Linked DNA regions of Homo sapiens: region 1 is linked to region 2. Evidence: chromatin loops called from intact Hi-C (ENCODE). Cell type or tissue: IMR-90. All regions are shown on one strand. Each heading gives the region's core, and the rest is flanking DNA. Links, peaks and the distances in the headings are about the cores only. Region 1 has its middle 170 kb from the start of MUSK. Region 2 has its middle 17 kb from the start of MUSK.

Region 1 (11,314 bases), core at 1,511-9,510, 180 kb after region 2:
CCACTGGTCCCACCGGTGGATGCCCGGCCGGCGGGCCGGTGCCTGTGTCTGTTCTATATGCTCTTCTGCCGACGTGCTCCTCTCAACGTCCTCTCAACGACCAGCCGCTTGCGTCTTCTTCCTCCAATGTGCTCCTCAGGACGTCCTGCCGCTTGTGTCTCTGCCTTGCTAGGGTCTCATGTTTTTATAGGCCCAGGATGGGGGCGTGACGGGCCAGGGTGGTCTTGGAAAATGCAACATTAGGGCAAGAAGGCAGAAGTGCTAGTACTCACCTAGGTCTGCGGGGATGGAGCCCTAACCAGGGGCCACCCCCGTCTCTACCCAGCACATCTGTTCCCCCATTCCTTATCATTTAAAGGGACCACACTCTTACCTTTCCAGCACTCCTGTATCATCATTGTTTTATAAAATCACAAGCTGAATCATTTGTTATTATAAGCCAAGAAACCTGAAATGAGACCCAGCTGGTTTGCATCCTTAGTATCCTAGGGCAGAGACTGGTAGCCCCAAACCAGAATGATGCTTGAATAAATCCTATTTCTCTTTTAAGTACTCCACACCAAAACGAGTAAAAAAGCTCCTTTCTAACACTTACCCTAATTATGGGGCGGGGTGGGGGGAGGGCAGAGGTCAGTAATTTATTCTGAGAATGAATGGAATTGACCAATGGAATTTATTTTGGAATCAATGGCATCAAAGAAAAAAAGGTTTTAAAAGTCACTAATCTCTATATTGAAGCAGTAGTTTTAGACACTTTAGTGATAAAATGCCAGATACAGCTTATTGCTAAGCAAGTATGAACAAAGCCCAAAACTAAGATCAGACACCTGGGAGAAGACAGACAGAATGGCAAAGTGTAAACGTTGGCCAAACTGAGGACAGGCTGAAGCTGAAAATTGGGAGCTCAGAACACCAAATGACTACACAGGGAGCCTAAACACCAGGGTCAAAGAGGAACATAGGTAGTCAAGGACGTAGAATTTGGAAGAATATATGATGGGTATCCATGGCAAAAAAAAATATGAACAGACAAGTACAGGTAAACAGAACCACAGGGGACAAAGACATGAAGCTGAAGGACTAAGCTCTTGACACTTCTCTTATCCTGGTTCTAATCCTGTTTCAAAGCCCAGTTGTAACTCTGCTATTGGATTGCCTATGATACTTCTGCATTCTTGTAGTAAACTCTCCAACCCCTCTTCTTTGTTGTTTCCTGTTAATTGTAACCAAATAATTTTTATTAACATAGCATTTGTACATTACAAAGATGTGGAAGCATATTGCCAAGTAGTTCTCCAGAAAGTACATGGGATTCATTTACCCAATGACAGGTGCCTGTTTCCCTCCATTTTTACTAACTTGATGTTTTCATTCTTTCAATTCTTTACAAATTCTTTTTTATATTCTAATAACTGGTGTACTCAGAAATAGCACACTGTCTTTGCCACAGAAATATAGAAAGGATGGATACTACCAAGAGATCTGGACTCAGAGAACAGGGGCTCCTATTGATATAAATTTGGATTCTCTTCCATTGGAAAAAATGATGAGATCATTTATGGCTAAATATGGAACAGTAAGATCATGCTAAGCAAGGGGATCTTTGAATGAATGGACAGAAGGATGGATAAGTTTGTGCTGCATCATAGTTGAAAAGGAGCAGAGCATGGTAGATACCTTTTAGGTCTGAAGGAAACTGCCCAACCCATAAAGATTTCTTGAGGATCCCACTGGTGTCCAAAGCTGATCCATCTAAAGGACACCTAATCTACCACAATGTATTAATCATAACTTTACATAATAAGATGAGGTTTAAGAATTATAATGGAGGAAATTATCATTTTATAGAACTGACTACACTGCTAGCCAATGAGTAACTGAAGATTATGAAACATCAAAGAGTTCAGGTGAGTAGGTAGTTAAAAATAAATAGGTACCATTCAATATATTCTAAATAAAGCTTGTTAAAATATATATATTATGTTACTCTCAAAGTTACAAAAAATCTGGGAATGATCCCACTGGTGAGCATGAAAATAAATGTGTAAGAAGTATATAATTAGCAACAGCAACCCCAAAAAAGCCCCCTAAATTTTAATTATAAAAGTAAAAGTGGTTTAAATAGAGAAAGATGTCTTGAGATGGGATAATTGATATTATTAGATGTATGTTATTTCCTGAACATAATTAAAATTCAGCAAAGATATATCTAGAACTTGACAAAATATTCATCTGGAAGAAAAGCCTATGGGGCTTATAAAAGGTTGGATTAATGGGGGCACTTACCGAAACACATTTTAAAGATTACCATAAAGCTACAGTAATCAAAAAAGTGTAGTACTGGCAGTAGAATAAACAAGAAAAAGTCAGTTTTTAAAAACAGATTAATATGATAAATCTGAAAGGAATGAAGTGTGGTAAAGTTTACATTTCAAATCAGTGAGAACAAGATGGATTAGTGAATTATACTTGGGAAAAAATAAGTTAGAACCATTATATATCTGTCAAGGTCAATTGCAAAAACCCGGTGTATTCATTAGCTAGTTTAAGCAGAAGGAAATTTATTACATGGTACTAAAGGGCTTACGGAATCATTAAGAGAAATGGAAAAAAAAAAAAAAAAAGAAAAAAGAGACTATAGGCTGTACTTCCAGGAACAGCTCCCAAAGCCACATGGTAGGTCTGGGCTAGGAAAGTTGGTGCCAACTTGCTAAATTTCTTCTGCAGTGGCTAGGTCTGAAGCCACACTGCCCTTGCTAGTTTCTGCACAACTCATTTGCCAAATCAAATCTCACTCAAGTACATTTGATCCACAAAATCTAAGTCACATCAGCCACACTAGTTACACAGATGTATGGAAACTGCAGGTTTCAGTTTTCCAGCCTGTGCAGTGCAAGGAAGGGCATTAGAAGGAGGAGGACTAGATGGTGAGCTGACCAATTTACACAAACCAAAATAATCCCCAGATACCTTAAATATAAAGAACCAAATAATAAAATAGAACAAAATATAGATATGTTTAGGCATTTAAACTGATATTTTTTAGTATTTGAAGTATTACGCTATATGTTAGTATGGTGTGTAATAACATGCATTGGAAACACCCTGAAGTTATCAGTATATAATTGCTTGTTAATTATGGCACATCACAGGGACTGTCACTCATTCTTTAAAAGAATTAGAGGATATTTAATGATACGAAAAGATGTTCACAATAGATCACTGATTTTTAAAATCAGGTAATACAAGTTATGGGGTACAAACTCATTTTGTGAATTACTCCTGTAAATTGTGTTATATTCAGTACACATTAATAGATATATTACATGTAATATACATTTTAATTTATAACATGTAACGAAACACATAACACACACATATATTTCTGGGAAGAAAGAGAATGAGAGTGAGAAGGAAAAAGCCTATAAAAATGGTAACAGTGACTATTTCAGAACAATGTGGTTGTGGGATTATTTGATTTCTTGTTTGGCTTATAATTTCTTAAGCAGATACACAATAATAGAGTATCTCCTTTGTTACAAGAAGAGATTATTTTTAAAAAGCAAAAAACAAAAGAACGAGGAACCAATATAATTTAGAAAAAAAAAAGATTTTAAAAAAATTTTAGAAAAAAAGAAATTTTAAATCCTAAATGAATGTTACCCAACATTTTTAATGAAAGTTAACGTTTACTAGAAACTTGCTATTTGACAGCCACTGTTCTTAGTGCTTTAAATGTATTAATATATTTGTTTTTCATAACAACCCAAAAGGTAGACACTATTACTATTTTCATTTTACAATGAGGGAACACATAAGAGGTTACGTAAATTGCCTGACATCATACAACTAGCAAGTGGTTGAGCTTACTACACAACACTGTTATAAAACCCAAGCTTTCAATCACAACATTAAATATTATCAATATTAATATTCTTAGCTAATATTTTTTGGGCATCAACATATAATACAATGCAACCATTTTTAATTGTACAATGCAATGGCTTTTGGCATATTGACAGAGTTGTACATTAATCACCACAGTCAATTCTGGAACACTTTCATCACCCCAAAAAGAAATCCCACTTCCTTGAGCCCATCACCACCCCATCACTCCAGGCATCATACCAATACTTCACTTCCGTAATCTATTGTATTCTTGCAACAATGCTGTATGGTAGAAGTGAATAGCCCCACTATACAGATGAGAAAACTGAGGTAGAGAGAGGTCGAGAAACTTGCCTAAATTGTATAACTAGTAAACAGTAGAATTGGGACTTAAATTCAGGCAATCTGTCTTCAGAATACAGTCTCCTAACTACTCTGCTATGCCACCACTACATTATATTACAAAAATGAAAGTTCATGAATAAGTAGAAATTACTCCAGGAATATAAAGATTGTTCAATTTGAATATATCTAGCAAAATGACATATCATACCAATAATAATAGCGAAAAAAATACTATCCCCAAAAGCACTCAGTATCTATCTCTAGCAGAAAAAAATAGATGGATGACCCCCACAAGTAAACAAGAATAGGAGAATGTGTACACGTCTATCTGAAATAACTGTAATTAACACCTAACATTGACACAAGAAAGACATATGTAAGTAATAAAAAATAAAACATATCTGTTACCATTACCCTAACTTAAATTTATTCTACATGTTTTAACTAAGGCAGTCAGTAAGTAAAAGGAAAAATGAGGTTTCTCTTTAAAAAGAAAATGCAAAATAATTATTTCTATATAATAGACTGTATAAATAGAAAAATAAAACCAACTTCAAAATCATCTTTAGTAATACAATATTTCAGTAATCCAAGAAACGGAAAGTCTGTGAAAAAAAAAAAAAGATATACGTGTGTGGGAGTGGCAATGGGAGTGGAAGGTTAGAGCTCAAATTCATCTTTCAGGCTGAACAGTCCCCATGAACTGGAAATCATTAAGTCCTGTTTCACCTCCCGAGAATGCATACCAGTTAAATTCTTTACATTCTTTTTCCTTGCCTACTTTGCCTGGAAAAATGCTTGAAACCACAATGTTGGACAGATAGTTTATTTTTGTGTGTCAGTATTTTAACTGGAAGGAAGAGGAGAAAATTTTTCATGGATCTTTAGGTTATAATGATTTGACCTTTTATTAGTTATAGGATTTATTGCCCACATGAAAAAAAAGGAAGAACTTTTGCAAAGGAAGAGTGGAAAAGCTAAGGGCCAATATCATGTATTCCCGTCTTCCCTGACCTACTATTCAAAACCTCCAGTAATGTGGAGAAAAAAGAAAGGCTCCAGAGTCCTTTGAAGTCTGTGTGACTTCAAGGAAATTACAGAATAAAAATGTCATGGAGCATCTTGCAGGCTGCTGGAGACCCCAGGGCTCTAGGCTGAAGGGAGTCTTCAGCTTTGCAGATCCAAGAGCCCAGATGAATCTGCTCAACTAAGGGCTATTCTGGGATGTCCAAGAGCTGTGACTAAATGAACTTACCAGATTTTTTTTTATATAAACCAGTCATTTATGCATCTTTACCAGCCTCCTTCCCACAGAGGTTTTGGTGGCTAAGATGTCAGCCCATTAATTTATCTTTAGAAATACATCAGTAGCTGCTGAGGTACACCAGATGAAAACTGACTTGGAGTCAGAATCCCTGGTCCAAGTCTCAAATTAGTCATTTAAATATTATGTGTGATCCTGGCTGAGACACTTAGCCTATCACTCCACCAAAATTAGCTTTATCAATGTCACCAATAACCTGCTGGTTCCCATGTACAATACACTCTTTTATTAAAATCTCACTTAACCTCTCCATGGCCTTGTACCCTGCTGATCACCTTTCCTCCTTGAGTTTTCATGGCACCACCTTTCTGGTTTTCTGCTTACCTGTCAGCTGATTCTTCTCTTTATTCTTCATCTCATCCTTTGCATCTAGGATCTGTCTTTCATACTCAACTATTTGGGTTTAAATCCCTTTCCTTGAGTAGCCTCATCCAGATCCATAGATTCAAGTCCCAGACATTGATCCTAAGACCCAGAACTATAGATAAGACATTTCCACCTGAACAAACCTTGGAGACCTAAACTCAACAGGCCCCAAACTGAACTAAGCGTCTACCCTTATGCCTTCCCCATACTGTCCAAATCAGAAAATTAACTCCTCAGGTGAAGTTGATGCTATTAATCTATGAATGACCCTTTGAGTAGCAAGTCTGAAAAGCAAGAACTTTTTTCATGACTCCAACACTAGATTATCAAGTCTTCCTTGTTTATAGCCCCTCGCTCCGCATCATCCCCACCTCCATTGCCTTAATTCAAGAGGGAATGACACCTCCTTCAAAACAGCCTCTATGCTCTCTCTACTGATCTCCCTGACTCCTTGCTGGGCCATGCCAATTTTTCTTACATAGTCCTCCCATAATGACCTTTATCAAAGGCCAGTCTGAGACTCCCAAATGGCTTTTCCATAGCTCTAGAGTTATTTAAGCTTCTTTGTTTTGTATGCCGGCCCTTCATGGTCTGGCTTTATTCTACCTCTAGACTCACATCTGCAATCCCACATCCCTTGCATCTCAATCATTACCTCGATTTTCCCAAACACATCATGCTGTTTCATGTATCACTGCCTTCCTACAATCATTTCTTCTATTGGAATGCCATTCCAAACCTCAAAGCTTATTCTTTTCTCATCCTTCTAGGATCAGTTCATTCATTCCTTTCAAAAGAGGTCTACCCTTTCCCTGGTGTGATAGATTGCATTTGCTCACCACTCTTTTTGCCATGGCTTCATCATGACCAAAGTAGACTTTCCCACACTTGTGCCTTACTGTGGCCAATAGCACAGAAGCGGAGGTAATAATGTGCCAGTTCCAAACCCTTTTAAACAAACTTAATGACATCCCTATGAGAAGAACCTGTCTGAGCCTGTCTCAGAATGATCATGAGAAACACATGGAGAACTTCTCTAATCAGCTGACCCTCAGAGGACCAAAAGACGTGTCAGATAAATCCTTACTGGTATGTGCAGTTTTGAGGTGTGGTTGCTTCTTATGTGGTGTGTTGTATATTAACCAAAACATTTAGTGTAGTTTATTTGTCCTTCTCTGTCCTCCCATAGCCACTCTGTATGCTTTAGGCCAGCTCTTCTCCAAGACAAATGAGGAAGCAAAACTGGCACCTTGACCTGCTGCCATTCAAACTTTAGTCATAGGGGAAAAAACATCCTCTCTGCATTCTAATAAAGTTTCTTAAAAATGTAATAACACCCTGCCTTGTACTATTCCTCCAAATAAATGAAGACTTCAGCCCTTCCCCTTAAGTTGTTAATTCTCTAACCAAAATAATTTTATCCTTGACTTTTATAAAACTGATGCCTACATATATATGTGAACCTTTATTTACTGATATGACAATCCAGTGAAGAAACATCTGATTTTCTGCCATGAACAAACCAACTTTCACCTTGTTTAATTCAGGGATCCCAGCTCTCTTAAAATCTGGAGTAACTTGAAAAACTATGCAAGTAGAAATAATTTTATTTTCTCAATGCGTTTGTCTGAGTTTTGTTTTGTTTGTTTGTTTGTTTGTTTTTTGTTTTTGCCACGAGCAAAGTTTGAGGCATTAGGTGCCATCAAGTGCTCAGCATTCTAGAAGCCTATGTCTTGCAAGCGTGATGGTAGCTCAGGGATTTGTCTGTGAGAGAAGAAACCAGAAAGGCACTGTCTTGGGAAGACGCTAAAATAAAAAGACTGGCCCACAGTCCAAACTCATCGCCAAACCCAGAGAAACAGGCAGGCTGTGAATCCCACTATAAGTGCCAAGAAAGGCAATTTGGGTATCCAATTCTAATACTCATGAGAAGGTATTACTGCCGTTGTTTAGAGGACCATTCAGCCTCTGGCATAGGTGACAGAGAGACAGGCTGACATGGAAAACCTCTATTGCAAAACTTTTCACATGGTGACACAGAAAGTTTGTGTATAATTCTTTTATGTTGTTTATACAAGACAAGCTTTTTGATACTTGTGTGGAGACATTACAAACAATGATTCTGAGCCTGACTGGGCTGTATAGGACATGCAAATGATACAATGTTAAGTGAAAAAACAGAAAGCAAAATTTTTTTGTACAATGTTATTTTATAACATATTCCTAGAAAACTGATTGATAGAAAATACATGCCTGACCAGGCATGGTGGCTCACACCTGTAATCTTAGCACTTTGGGAGGCTGGGGTGAGTGGATAGCTTAAAAGCCCAGGAGGTTGAGGCTGCAGTGAGCCCACTGCATTCCAGCCTGGGCAACGGAGTGAGACGCTGTGTCAAAAAAAAAAACAAAACAAAACAAAAAAAAAACAGATAAGAAAATACATGCCCAGGCCGGGCGTGGTGGCCGTGGCTCAAGCCTGTAATCCCAGCACTTTGGGAGGCCAAGGCAGGCAGATCACGAGGTCAGGAGATCTAGACCATCCTGGCTAATACAGTGAAACCCCATCTCTACTAAAAATACAAAAAAAAATTAGCCAGGCGTGGTGGCGGGTGCCTGTAGTCCCAGCTACTTCGGAGGCTGAGGCAGGAGAATGGTGTGAACCCGGGAGGTGGGAGCTTGCAGTGAGATGAGATCGCACCACTGCACTCCAGCCTGGGCGACAGAGCCAGACTCGTCTCAAAAAAAAAAAAAAAAAAAAAAACAAAAGATAATACATGCCCAAAGGGGTTTAGTTGAGTGAAGATAAGAGATTTTTAAAAATATTTCTATTTTACAAAGCATTTTATGTAAGAATATAACTTTATGATGAAAAATAATAAATGTCTCACATAAAATAATATCTACAAACAAAAGCTGAAAATTTAAAAAGAAAGGTTTTTCAGTGAGCACTGAATGAGAGCAAAGCAGCAGGGAAATGTTGCCCAAGTATTCCTATAGGGATATTCTACCAAGGGGTCCACTATTCATTCCAGTCCATCACAGTTCCCTCTCCAAACTGGGTTGGAGACACATGAATCACTCTTTGGCTTTAGATTTCTAGACTCCACACAGACTACAGCCCTTCTGATACATGACAATTGAGAAGATTACTGTTTACTTCAATTATATGCCAGTTATATATACTCCTGACTGGTTTTCTTGATTGAACATAGACCTTGGTCATTTGCTGAAGAGTTAGAAATATTTTATCAGCAAACACACTTCACTTTTTTATTGAGTGTTTGTATGCCTAGAAGAGAAGGCTCATTTTTATTTCATTTTCAGAGGATAAATTTTCAGACCTCATCTCCAAATTCAAGGTTTCTATCCTATTTGGTAGCCTCATATACAGCCTGTTATAACTTTTAACAAACATGAGTGAAAACAGCTTGTCCCTATCTCTTTCCTATCTTGTTCAGAATAACCCTTCAGACACTTGATGTTAAAACTATCCATCAGCTTTAATTATTCAAATTAACCCACCTTCTCTGATTAATTTTGGCTTTACCCCGATGTTTTGTTTTACAGGAAAAAAAAAAGGAGGGGAGTTTTTTTCTGGATACCTGTGCATATCTCCTCATTGGTTTTAAATTGAAGACCTCTAAAAGGAACACTCTGTATTGGTACAAATATCACCAGCATTGCCTGTACTGTAAAGCTGAATGTAAGGTGGGTGGGGAGGGGAGAGGAGGTAAGCAAAGACATCGTCCTCTACCAAAATCAATTTATCTAATAGGAAATCACAAATATGCATGATGTTTTGCAATACATACAATCTGTGTGCTGATAGGAAAAAAAGGCCTAGAACTAGAAATAATATGTTTATGGAATGACCAGCTTCTAATAACCAAGAAATCAGTATGGGATTCCTATAGGAATAACCAAATGGCAGGAGAGCTATTTAGAAAATATTCTGTTCGGATGCTAATGAAAGGGAATATACAGGTATACAGCTTTATAAAACAGTAAGACAGGGATATGCCCCTTGCTCTGCAGGGCTGACAGAATGATTTAAACAGGAACACTGGGAGTAGACTATTGGAAGACAGCATCAGGGATGGGATTGGTCAGGAAGAGTTTAGAGATGGGTTAAGATACTAAAATGGCGAGGTAAGGGTCAAGTCCTTTCCATCATAGAAATGGGGAGGTCAGAGTCAGAGGTTCATGCACTGAGGCTTGGAGAGTCCATTCAAAAAGAGGCAGAATTCTGGACTCGGGTTAGGGATCAGCAGCGAGGGGGATATGGCAGGTAGAGCTGACACTCTGACTATTATGAATCACGGATACAGTGGGCCTAGCTCTTGGATGATGTCACATTCAAGGAAGCACCATCAGAAACAGCCAAAAAAAAAAAAAGATTTTTTTTTCAATCTTCAACATGCAACTCTCAAAAACAACAAAAACAGTAAATGGCACATTCAAAACTCTTCCTTATATTCTCTCTGAGTTACTATAGAGACTAACTTCTTTTTTAAAAAAACAATTTTATTTTATTTGAAGTTCTGGAGTATATGTGCAGGATGTGCAGGTTTGTTACATAGGTAAACATGTGCCATGGTGGTTTGCTGCACCTATCAACCCATTACCTAGGAATTGAGCCCCACATGCATTAGCTATTTATCCTGATGCTATCCCTCCCCCGACCCCCTCAACAAGTGTCAGTGTGTGTTTTTCCCCTCTATGTGTCCATGTGTTCTCATTGTTCAGTCCCCACTTATAAGTGAGAACATGCAGCATTTGGTTTTCTGTTCCTGTGTCGGTTTGCTGAGGACAATGGCTTCCAGTTTGATCCATGTCTCTGCAAAGGACATAATCTTATTCCTTTTTATGGCTGCATAGTATTCCATGGTGTATATGTACCACATTTTCTTTGTCCAGTCCATCACTGATGGGCATTTGGGTTGATTTCATGTCTTTGCTACTGTGAATAGTGCTACAATTAACATACGTGTGCCTGTATCCTTATAATAGAATGATTTATATTCCTTTGGGTATATACCCAGTAATGGGAATGCTGGGTCAAATGGTATTTCTGGTTCTAGGTCTTTAAGGAATCGCCACACTGTCTTCCACAATGGTTGAACTAATCTGCATTCCCACCAACAGTGTAAAAGCGTTCCTATCTTTCTGTGGAGACTAACTTGTTATCTCTCTCCCCAGCCACCATGCTCCCTTCCCCATCAGCTATTCCTGTGCCTTTTTCTGTGTCCAGGAGCTGGTGGGGCAGAGAGAACTGTTCCTCAGAGGGCAGTGGATGGAGATTACCCCAGGTAGGAAAACACCTTTCTCTTGGGGTAGCTGGGATGCTTAAGTGACTTATACAGTTTAATAATTTTTATTACGTCTCTCTGC
Region 2 (11,314 bases), core at 1,039-9,038:
TACCATTTGACCCAGCCATCCCATTACTGGGTATATACCCAAAGGATTATAAATCATGCTGCTATAAAGACACATGTACACATATGTTTATTATGGCACTTTTCCCAATAGCAAAGACTTGGAACCAACCCAAATGTCCATCAATGATAGACTGGATTAAGAAAATGTGGCACATATACACCATGGAATACTATGCAGCCATAAAAAAGGATGAGCTCATGCCCTTGGTAGGGACATAGATGAAGCTGGAAACCATCATTCTCAGCAAACTATCGCAAGGACAAAAAACCAAACACCACATGTTCTCGCTCATAGGTGGGAACTGAACAATGAGAACACTTGGACACAGGAAGGGGAACATCACACACCAGGGCCTGTCATGGGGTGAGGGGAGGGTGGAGGGGGGAGGGAAAGCATTAGGAGATATACCTAATGTAAATGATGAGTTAATGGGTGTAGCACACCAACATGGTGTATGTATACATATGTAACAAACCTGCACGTTGTGCGCATGTACCCTAAAACTTAAAGTATAATAATAAAGATTTTTAATAGCCATTATATAGAAATTAAATCACTTGATTTTTGTATATAGATCTTGTATCCTGTTTTGAAAAAAAAAAAAAGAAAAGATCCTGGTGCAACTTTTCCAAATAATCCTTTCTATTCACAAAATTGTGATAACTTTATCATATACCAAATATGTATGTATATGTTGTATATACACGCACACACAACACATACATAATGGTACATGACATATATAGACATATATATATATACATACATGTACACACAGATATATGTGTATATATGCATGTAAGTGTGTGCATACATATTAGTATATGTCATTTTTCTGGGCTATCAATCATACATGCTGTTGGTTCTTTTGCCAAAGTTTTATTTTACAAATTACCATAGCTACATTTTTTTAAATCAGGTAACAAAAGTTCTACTTTGCAAGGTCTGATTATGAGGATACATGTTATGATAAAATACCATCTTTCAACAATCAAGTTTGTAAGCAAATATTTAAATGAATTTTCCAGAATAAACTTTTATGTAACTGTGATCTTTAAACATTGCTCACGTGTATGAGGAGTGAGAAGCCTGATGCCTGTGAGTCAGGCTGTGGACTGTACTATGGCTCGTGCCACCAGCTGGCCTATTGCATGACAGAGAATGGTCTCCACAAGTCACAAATTACATCTGTTTATGCTTCTATTTGTTAGACAATCTGGCACCGGGAACAGCTGAGCAGAAGGATTTGAAAACAGCTTGTTTGATTGATGTATCTAGAGTTATCTCTAAATCCAAATAAAATGTTAAGTGCTATCAAGAAATCATAAATCAGGCATGTCTCTCTTTGAGCTATGAGAAGTTCTTGCTAAAGCTTTTATGACACCCATTTGAAAGAAATACAATTGGCTTGTATTCAAAATAGGATTTAGGCCTGTGTGTACCACACGATTAATTAGGTCACATTTTTAACCCGATTCAGCTGTGAGATAGCACAGGGCCTAGCATGTAAGTCATGGTGATGGAAAAGGTTGGAACTAGGGTTTTCAACCAGGTAAGAGAAATGTAGAGAGCATCAGGTACAAATGCAGAAGGTGGTTGATACTAATGAGTATGTTCGAAGAGTAGTTGTGATCAATGACCTCTGTTTACGGGGAGCAAGACGCCAATCAGAACAGGCAACAACACAGGGAAGCTGAGTGCCAACTACTAGGACATCACTTTGGCGGGATCCCAGCACTGAATCTTCATCAGTTATGACAAGAAAATTTTACATGCTTATGTCTGTGAAAACTCTAAATGCCCAGGAGACAGTAGAAATGCACTTTTTCATTAAGCAAAACTTTTGGGGAAAAAAAAAAATTCCAGGCCAGGCACTGTGGCTCATGCCTGTAATCCCAGCACTTTGGGAGGCCAAGGTGGGAGGATCACTAGAGCCCAGGAGTTCAAGACCAGCCTGGACAACACAGCAAAACCCACATCTATACATTTAAAAAAAAAATTAGCTGGGCATAGTGGTGTGCTCCTGTAGTCCCAGCTACTCTGGAGGCTGAGGCAGAAGGATCACTTGAGCCCAGGAGTTCGAGGCTAGAGTGAGCTATGATTGTGCCACTGCACCAGCCTGGGCAAGAGAGGGAGGCACTGACTCAAAAAACAAAAACAAAACATTTCTGTATGTGTTGTATTAGGTGTTGCCAATTAATATCAGCTCTGCCTAACTTAGGCTGAAAAGGAATTACTAGAAGACTGTTGTGAAGTTTATAGTATCAACAGGAAGGCTAGAGAATAAAACTTGAAAAAATGGGTAAAAGCCAAGGAAAGCTAGGTGGGAGGCACAACAGTTTAGTCAAAGTCATGCCTAGGAGCAGATGGGCTCTGGTGACATCTTGTCACCAATACTGCTGCTCCAGACTCGGCTGCTGCTGTGCACCATGACAGTGAATGTATTCTCCAGTGCCTTTTTGCTTTGGCTTGACTTACTCAAGAGTCAATGCCATGGTCAGGAGCATCCCATTGGCTGATCCTGGTCACGTGCCCACCTGGCTTTGCCTGCAAGGGGAAGAGATCTGGAACCGTCAGCTTCTTTAATGTAAGGCTGGATTTTGACTTCTTCTCAAGTCCCCAAGTGTGGGAGGGGAGAAGTTCTGGATGTTAAGTAGCAAAAAGTACACACACACAAGCATACGCACACAAACATATATATACTATAACTGAAATTTTAACATTTTGAATACTTATTACTCACGTAATAAAATTTTGTTTCTTTTTTTTATAATAATTTACTTTTATTTTTCTTAAGGTCTATTTTTTCCACTTTTGATGAAAGAGTCTCTTCTGTTCATTCATTCTTTTGTTAAAGGCCTAATACATCTCCCTATAAGTAGGATGCCTGGATTCCCCTTATATTTTCCCATACTTCACTTGAGTCTTCATAATGAAGCCTAATCTCTAACTCCTTCATCCAGTAGCCCAGATTGAGTGCATAGTGATCTGGGGCCGTAGGTAGTCCTGGCAGGTACATCTCATTTCAGGAGAGTTTTTCATCTGTGTCTCTCAACACTTACCTAACGGTGCGAAATCATTTATGGCTGTACCCCATTCCTGGTGCAGTATATGAAAAACTATGAGAACCGAATGAAAATGTGCCTCCTGCAGGAGATCGTTCCTCACCTGCCTTCATCAACCCCCAGTTTTAGCATTCTGAACAGTTAGTGACCTAGACCTTGACAAAAGTTTTCCAATGTCACCCTTGCCAGCAGCCAGTGACTTGATAAAGCCATCTATGGCCCAGACCTCATGGGATAGCTACTCCTGAATCCCGTTACACTCTCCCTAGGCAGCTACAGCACTGAAATCTGGTGAGCAGGCAGCCTCTGCCAAAGGCCCTCAAAGAACGAGATTTTCCTCTGATTGGGTGGTCCATTACTTATCCAAGTCCTAGACTAGATAAATAATGGTATCTATGACGTTCAAAATCTCTTGTTAATTTTTGAAAGGTTCTGCTTTCTAAGGTAAGTGATTTGCAAGCCAGTCCTGCTCAGCCTTCTTCATACATGTCTCCTCTGCCCTGTAAGTAACAGAAATTCTAGCATTTGGATGGTTCCCTAGTTTCTGATGTGAATGTAGTCATTTCACCATTTTCTGGGTGATTTCACTAGTTACTGGGGGAGAACATGTAAAATATCTGTCTGTTGTCAACTGGCCACTTTCCTCCAGAACGCAAACCGATACCAATTTGTTCTCTGATTTTATTTCACCTCTTTGAATCCTTGTCTCATGACTTGCACTTGGCATTCAGGGAAAGGTACAAGGGAAAAACAGACTAGGCCAGAAAAGACATGGCATGTATCTCTCAGATCCTGACATCTTGTAGGCTGTTTTCTGTGAGCTCTGCTGCTCTCCCTGCCTTCACATCTACCCAGTTAACAACTGCTTAGTTCAAGCACTGTCCTCTCTTTGTGGGGCGGGGTGGTCATCTCAGACTGCCCCCATGATTGCCTAACTCCTGTAAGTGCCCATACTCTGTTCTCCCAAGAGCTCTAAACATGCCTAACACTTATTGCACTCTCTCATAGTTGTTGATATAGTCACCCATCTCCCTAGCCAGACTGTGAGTTCTCTGGTAGAGACTAATCCACCTGTCACCGCATTCCTGGCGTCAAGTTCAGTTAGTTAAATGAATAAATAGGTTTGGAAAAGAGATGGGAAAGAAAAGAAGAAAACAATTTATTAGAATATCTAGATTTTTTTCTAAATTGGTAACATTCAAGATTAATCATGCTTTGACAGTTTGGAAGAACAAAAGTGAAGAATAAAGAAAGAACTAAACTGTGATACTGATAGCCTTATTGTTTCTGCTCTGTTAAAAGTATAGTACATGTGTTGGAAGTGAACTTACTGATTGTGAATAACTAATAATAGAAAATAATGATAGAAACATATCTTCTGATGACAGTTTCTGTATAATTCCCATTTCTTTATAATAAATACACTGTTCTTCAGTGGTAGAAAAACTAATTGTTCGCTGTGAAAATGCTACCCATTAGCATCACTGTTCCTAAACAATATACAGTCTTCTCTTATATGGCTCTCAGCTGCACGCTGCCTGGAAGATACTTTAGACATGAGCCAGCTTTTTACATATAACAAATGCCCAGTAAGAGGCACTTAGAATTCCAGTTGGACTGAACTTGCCCCTTCTCCAGAGGGCACATAAATGAATACATACAAGGAAATCCCCTCCCATCATGCACACACATATGCCCGCACGCAATCCTCGGAGCAGCTGTGTTATATTATAAATTGGAGGCCTTTTGTTAGTTCAGATGTTTCAGGTCTGCAAAGGCACTCTGGAGAAGAAATAAATATTATGAGTAAGTCTCGTTTCCATGCTTGTAGTGGGGAAATACTTTCCAGCACAGTTTACTACGGTTTTATACTAAAACAATCTCGTAAAACAATACCAGCATTACTCACTCAGCACATGACTGCTAAGACAAGAATGGTGTCTGTTTTATTCCCTAAATATTCAAAACATTATTTCATTCAGACTCTGTCCCAGATAGACTTTCTTTTCAGTAAAACTAACCAGAATAATCATGGATTGTGTGCTCACTAAATCTATTATTCTTTTTTTAATATAAAATAATTCGTCTTTTTTCCCACTTTACCAAATATTGCATATTTATAAAACTTCACCAATAAGAGAGATCCAATACAAGCATTTAAAGGAAAGGCAGCTTGGAGCTGGGTGGGAGCTCAATCTGGAATCCAGGTCATTCCATTTAAGGATCTGGTCTTCTGCTTTGAAGGCTCAGGATCTGAAGTTGCTTATAAGCTTGGTAACAAGAAGAGAAGGTACTGGAGATAGGTATAAATGCACATTTATTAATTTATAAGGGGAGAGGACTCATAATAATCAGTATACTAAAAGTCTACATAATAAGTGCATTCTCCTCTTATTGTCAAACTATACATGAAGCCAACTGATAAGATTTTATTAAATATGAAGTCAGAATAAGGGTACACAGAGAAATTTATTTTAATGGCACTGGCCTAAGAGAGATATATTTATCTCCCTATGAGATCTTGTCAAAGGGATTAGAAACACTTTGCCATGCTCTTACCAAAGCCTGGCACATTCTCCCACCCCCATTCTCTGCTTACTTTTAGTAATCCATTTAATCTTAGCTTAATTATCACTTTCTTAGAGAAACCATTCCTAGTCTTCTTATCTAAGAAGGGGCCCTGATGTATACTCCAGAGCACTCTGTAATTTTCTTTTGTAACACTTGTCTCAATCTGTAGCTCTACATTTATTTGTTGTTTTAAGTTTTGTCTGCCTCTAGATTGTAAGCTCCAGGAGAGCACGCGTATTTGTTTTGAGCTCTACTATTCTCAGCATCTAGCACAGTGCCTGGCATAGCTAGGAGCATTCAGTACACATTTGTTGAATGAATACATGAATGTACAAGGTAGCGGCTGAGAGCACAGGTGCTGGATTCAGGCTTCCTTAATTGAAATCATCTCTCTGCTTCTTAATAACCACGTGAGGCTGCAAATTACAAAATTAGTTTCCTTATCTGTAAAATGAGAAAATGATAGTATAATACCTACCTCATAGGTATTATACCATCTAATGAGGATTAAATTCCAATGAGGATTAAATAATAGATACAAAATACTTGGAACAGTCAGTGATTGGCACAGAGTAAGCACTCAAGCAGAGTTAGCTGTTAATATCATCTTACAAAGAATAATTCTAAGAAAAGTCGAAAGCCTAATTTCTAAAACTCAGCTTTCTTGGGACGTTACTGGAATAGTACTATCAATACTAACCTCTGGAGATATTTATTTATGTTTCCAAGGTTTAATAGAACCACCTTTTTTATTATAAAATTCTTAAATTAAATAAGTGACTATTAAAACAGATTATACCAAAGCCCTTTCAGCATGAAATAATTTTTTTATTATACTTTAAGTTCTGGGATACATGTACAGAATGTGCAGGTTTGTTACATAGGTATACACATGTCATGGTGGTTTGCTGCACTCATCAACCCGTCAACTACATTAGGTATTTCTCCTAATACTATCCATCCCCTAGCCCCTCAACCCTTGACAGGCCTCGTGTGTGATGTTCCCCTCCCTGTGTCCATGTGTTCTCATTGTTCAACTCCCACTTATGAGTGAGAACATGCGGTGTTTGCTTTTCTGTTCTTGTGTTAGTTTTCACATGAAATATATTTTATCTTATTTTCACAATGTTTTGAATGTACTGATGTGTACTGATCTATTATGCATAGATTTCAGAACTTAACTCTGATGGCAACTGTGTTCTTATTTCCAAGTTGTTGGGAGGGACATCTCTGTAACAGTGAACTATGAACAACAATATTACAGGTGGAAATCATAAAATTTAGAAAGGAAAAAATAAGAACATAATAACTATATATATGTTCTATAACATATAACTATATAATAACTTTTTTATTTTATAAAAAAGAGGTGGTCATTATTGTATTTGTTTTATATTGTTGTAAGGGCTTTACTATGGGGCAAAACACCTTATTTAACAATTATATATTATTATGTTGTAAGGCAAATCTTGGTTGTTAAGTTGGCTGTATAGTTGTTAAGAGTCTTACTCTCTGGCTCATTCATTCAACATTTATTGAGTGGCTAATAGGGCTGGTTTATGACATTTTGGATTTGCACTAAAGCATGGTACAAACAAGATTCTGTTTTTTGATAAATTGGTATTTTGATCATCACAACTTTTATCAATTATTTTTTATGTATTACGTCTGTTATTTTCAATGACAAAATACTGACAACAATAATATATGAAAATGCATTGCTAAAATGACCAAAGTAAGGGCAACCACCCTTTTCAAATTTTCTTATCCTGTATATACCTGTAGTGCACCCTCTGGTCATTAGCTGTAGCTGCTACTCAAAGAGCTTATTTTCATTCACAATTGAGCATCTTTTACCTGGAATTAAAATATTCATTTCAAAACATCTTCTTTTCTTTCCTTTGAGGACATTATAATACTTAATCCTAAATCGGGACTTTAGGAAGTGGCTTTCTATATTTGAGCCTTAATTTGTTCACCTTCTCACTTGTTGGAATCTCCATCCTTTTATTTTCTCACATAGGGGCTCTGCTGTTTTCAGTCCCTAAGACAAGGTTATATCCTGTGTCCACATGAATATCCCACAGATTAAACTAGTGCACTGTCCTCAGAATTGAATCAAACTCAAATATCTTGTACAATTACTCATCTGTTATTCACTTTCTCCTTATCAAACAAAAAGGACTTATAAAAACTATAATTTGTATACTTGAATTATCAATTATAGAGAGATGTGTTAAAAATCTTCCACAATGGTTATAGATTTGCCATTTTCTCATAGTAATTTTATAAACTTTTCTTTATATTTTATAATGACTATATTATTAGGTACACATACCTACAATATATGATAGCAGGTCAAGAATAGACATTAATGAAACACAATGTATATGTATAAAGCATATTTATTATTCCACTCCCACTTATGTGCTCATGAGAGACATCAGTAATTAATCACAGCACTCCATTTTGATCCTAAAGTTGTTCCAGAATATGTTTTAACACAGTGCCCTGTGCAATCATCTTAGTTGTCACTCAAGGTAATTCCTGTTTGCCTTTCCTTGCCCCACCTTATTTTCTTGAAAAATAGAATGTACTAAAAAGGTGGGATTTGAATATCCCATCAATGGGGATGAACATTATAAAATATTACTCAATACATGGTATTGGAACAATTGATACTTTTAAAAAATGATGTCATGTTTCAAACTTTCATCATATGCTAAAAAATCAATTGAAACAATTAATGTAGATATAACAAACTTTTAGATGGTCTAGAAGAAGATATAGGTGATTATCTTTTCTTGAGATCCAGAGACCTTTTATGAACATATAAGCAGAGGCTAGCGAGAGGGCATACAGAAAATCTCTGGTAAATTAGGCTTCATAAAAGTTAAAATCTTCCTTCTTTCAATCATAAAAAGCAAATGGAACAAATGAGGAAAAGGTAGGCAGTGTATGTAATACTAAAAGTTCTTAATATATAGTGATTTTATAAATTAAATAAGAAAAAGCTATTCTAGGTGAAAAATGACTAAGAACAAAATCACACAATTTGAAAAAGAAGTATTAATGGTGAATATGCATACTACAAAAGGTTAAATCTGACACTAACACAAAATAACACAAGATAATTTTTTTCCTGTCAATTTATCATAGTTCAAAAATAACAATGTCATGATATAATGTACATTGTTGAAAATATCTGAAAGGAAATTTGGAAACACAGATCAAGAAACTCATAAATATTCACAGACTTTGATTCAGTAACTCCATTTCTATTTTCACCTGAATGCCATAGTTTGAGGATTGCATATGAAAAGAATGGATGAGATGTTGACATTTTCTTCCTAATGATTAGAAATTGGAAGTAACTAAAGTAGGTGATTACACAGATTAGAGTATACCTATATATTGGAAGAAAATGTATAATAACCAATTATAGTAAAATGTATAAAAATGTGCAATGTACATAAAATCCCATTTAACACATTTTCTATGTATATATGTAATATGAAAGAAGATGAGAAATAAATGCACAAACATGGTAATAATATTTGTTTCCTAAGTCTTGGCACTACTGAGAAATGATCGTTGTTTTTGTTTTTGTTGTTCTTAACCTTTTATGGTTCTTTTCTTCTTATTATTTTACAATAAACAACTGTAATCAGAAAAATATTTTTTAAAAAGAAAATGTGAGGGAACAAATAGTGCCTAAAAATCATATCAGTTTATTGCAGTCCCCAAGTATTTCCTAATCTGGAAAGATACAACCAACAACTGTTTCATTAGGCTATTGCCAAAGAAACATCTAAAAGTTACTTCACTGATGAAGACAGAAAACCACAGAAAATTTCTTCCTGGGTACATATTGTAATAACACATAAAAGCCTGTGTAAATCACAGCTCAAAATTACCAGGACTTTCCCTAGTCAACACAGTTCAATCCAGCCACTGCCCTGGGCTAACTTAGAGGAACCTCTAGTCTGGTCCGTAAGCCACACACCCAGGCTTTGAGAAAGGGCCAGAAACATAGCTGGTTTGCTTTCCTAATCCTGGTGATGACCAGGACGTTATAAAAATAAGTTTTATCTCTGGGTGTATATTTTTATTAAATTAAATCTCCTGAGAGCATCAGAGTTATGCATAGACCATATTTATTAATCTTGCATCAGCTCTAAGTGATTGTTTTAAAAATAGGCTATGAATAAATTGACACGTCATACTGATTCAGTCGTGCAGCATAGTTTTCCTAGCATAATTTGGTGCTGCTGAGCTTCTGGGGGACTACCCTGAAGGATTCTCTTTCCTGAGGTGATATATTTTGCAAAAGGGGAAAATTATTTTCCAGGTAGCCATGACATTAGCATTACACATTTCTGAGCCTTTATTTAGCCAGTATCGTCACTACAACTGTACTGCACTATTTATAGATGATGCTAGAAGATTCCGTTATTGTATTCAATCACACACAGAACCATTTTCATACTGCATGTGCCACTAGTAATTGTTGCTAGTTAAGGAGTAGGGAGAGTTGATTGTATTCATTTTCTTATCTTTCAATAACCTGGCAAGAAAGAGGAATAGAAATTTTGGGAAGAAATTTGCAAAGCTACTTTAAATATAGCGTTAGTAGTTTGAATACATTATGCTTTCATTTTCTGAAATAGGGATTCTGTAAGTGAAATTAAATCAAACTGAAATTAATAGATGCAGAGCTCTCCTAAGGACTTGTCATGTGAAATGTTGTCTATAACCCTTTTTTTTTGTGCTCATATCAACCCTTAAGTCTGCAATACGAATTACTGCTGTTAAGGTCACTATCTGGCCAAATCAGATGGATACTTCCCATATCTAGACCCCCTCACCCTCTCAGCAGCATTTAACCAATTTGATCTCTCTCTCTTTGGGAACTTCCTTCCCCTTCTTCTCACAAGAATGCACACACCTGGATTCCTCCAACTTCTCTGGCGATAGTTTCTTACTCTCTTTTGTTTTACTAACTTGCTCTTCTTCCTCAATACAGCCTCTATGGGTTGGTATTACTAAGGTAAAATCCTGGGCCCTTATTTTTGCTCCACCTATTTCATGACCACATGCTACCCCATGGTTAAACATCAACCTGCTGTAAACTCCCAAATTTATATTCAAGCCCAAACTTCTTTTCTGAGGTCCAGATGTAAACCTGACCTGCTTACTAGACATTTTGATTCAGATATCACAGAGGTATTCCAAACTTAACGTCTAAATTCAAAATCATGATTAAGAAACTTTTCCTCTTTAAGCTTTTTCTTTTCCAATTTTCTGCCTGTTAGATCACACCACACTGATTGTTATTTAGTCCAAAAATCTGGGCATCATTTTAATTCCTCTTTCCATCTCAACTAATCCCAACCTTCTAACATCCCAGATGGAAGCAGCAGTCTTTTTATAACTTAATCTCAGTAGCAACACATCAATACTTCTTCTGTATTCTATTCATTAGACATGAGTCCTCAAGTCCAGTCCACCATTAGGGCAGCTTGACGGGGACTGCCTGTCATCCTTCTGCAGTGCTCCAAGCCTTGCCAAGCACTTCTCTCCTCACATAGCCACATGGCCTGGTGGATGCAGTTGTCAATGTTTCTTTTGGATTCTAGTGTCTGGCATGGCCCTAG

The links. Hi-C counts contacts between places; a loop is a spot of excess contacts. Peaks named below come from ENCODE experiments on the same cell type or tissue, not always from the same donor. Only the 100,000 strongest peaks of a DNase experiment are listed, where the experiment ranks them.
Region 1: it touches region 2 in a loop (6-fold over the local background); 3 of 110 quality-filtered maps call a loop at or near these places.

The regions. Positions count from the first base shown.
Region 1 is chr9:110,830,645-110,841,958 of GRCh38, forward strand. No RefSeq gene overlaps it. Among named protein-coding and RNA genes, the nearest start is that of MUSK, 170 kb to the left of the region's middle. In IMR-90, for the core only: no CTCF peak of the experiment used is centred there; DNase peaks (open chromatin) are centred at 4,957 and 5,397; H3K27ac peaks cover 1,640 bases.
Region 2 is chr9:110,646,368-110,657,681 of GRCh38, forward strand. No RefSeq gene overlaps it. Among named protein-coding and RNA genes, the nearest start is that of MUSK, 17 kb to the right of the region's middle. In IMR-90, for the core only: no CTCF peak of the experiment used is centred there; DNase peaks (open chromatin) are centred at 1,164, 4,104 and 4,834; H3K27ac peaks cover 4,257 bases.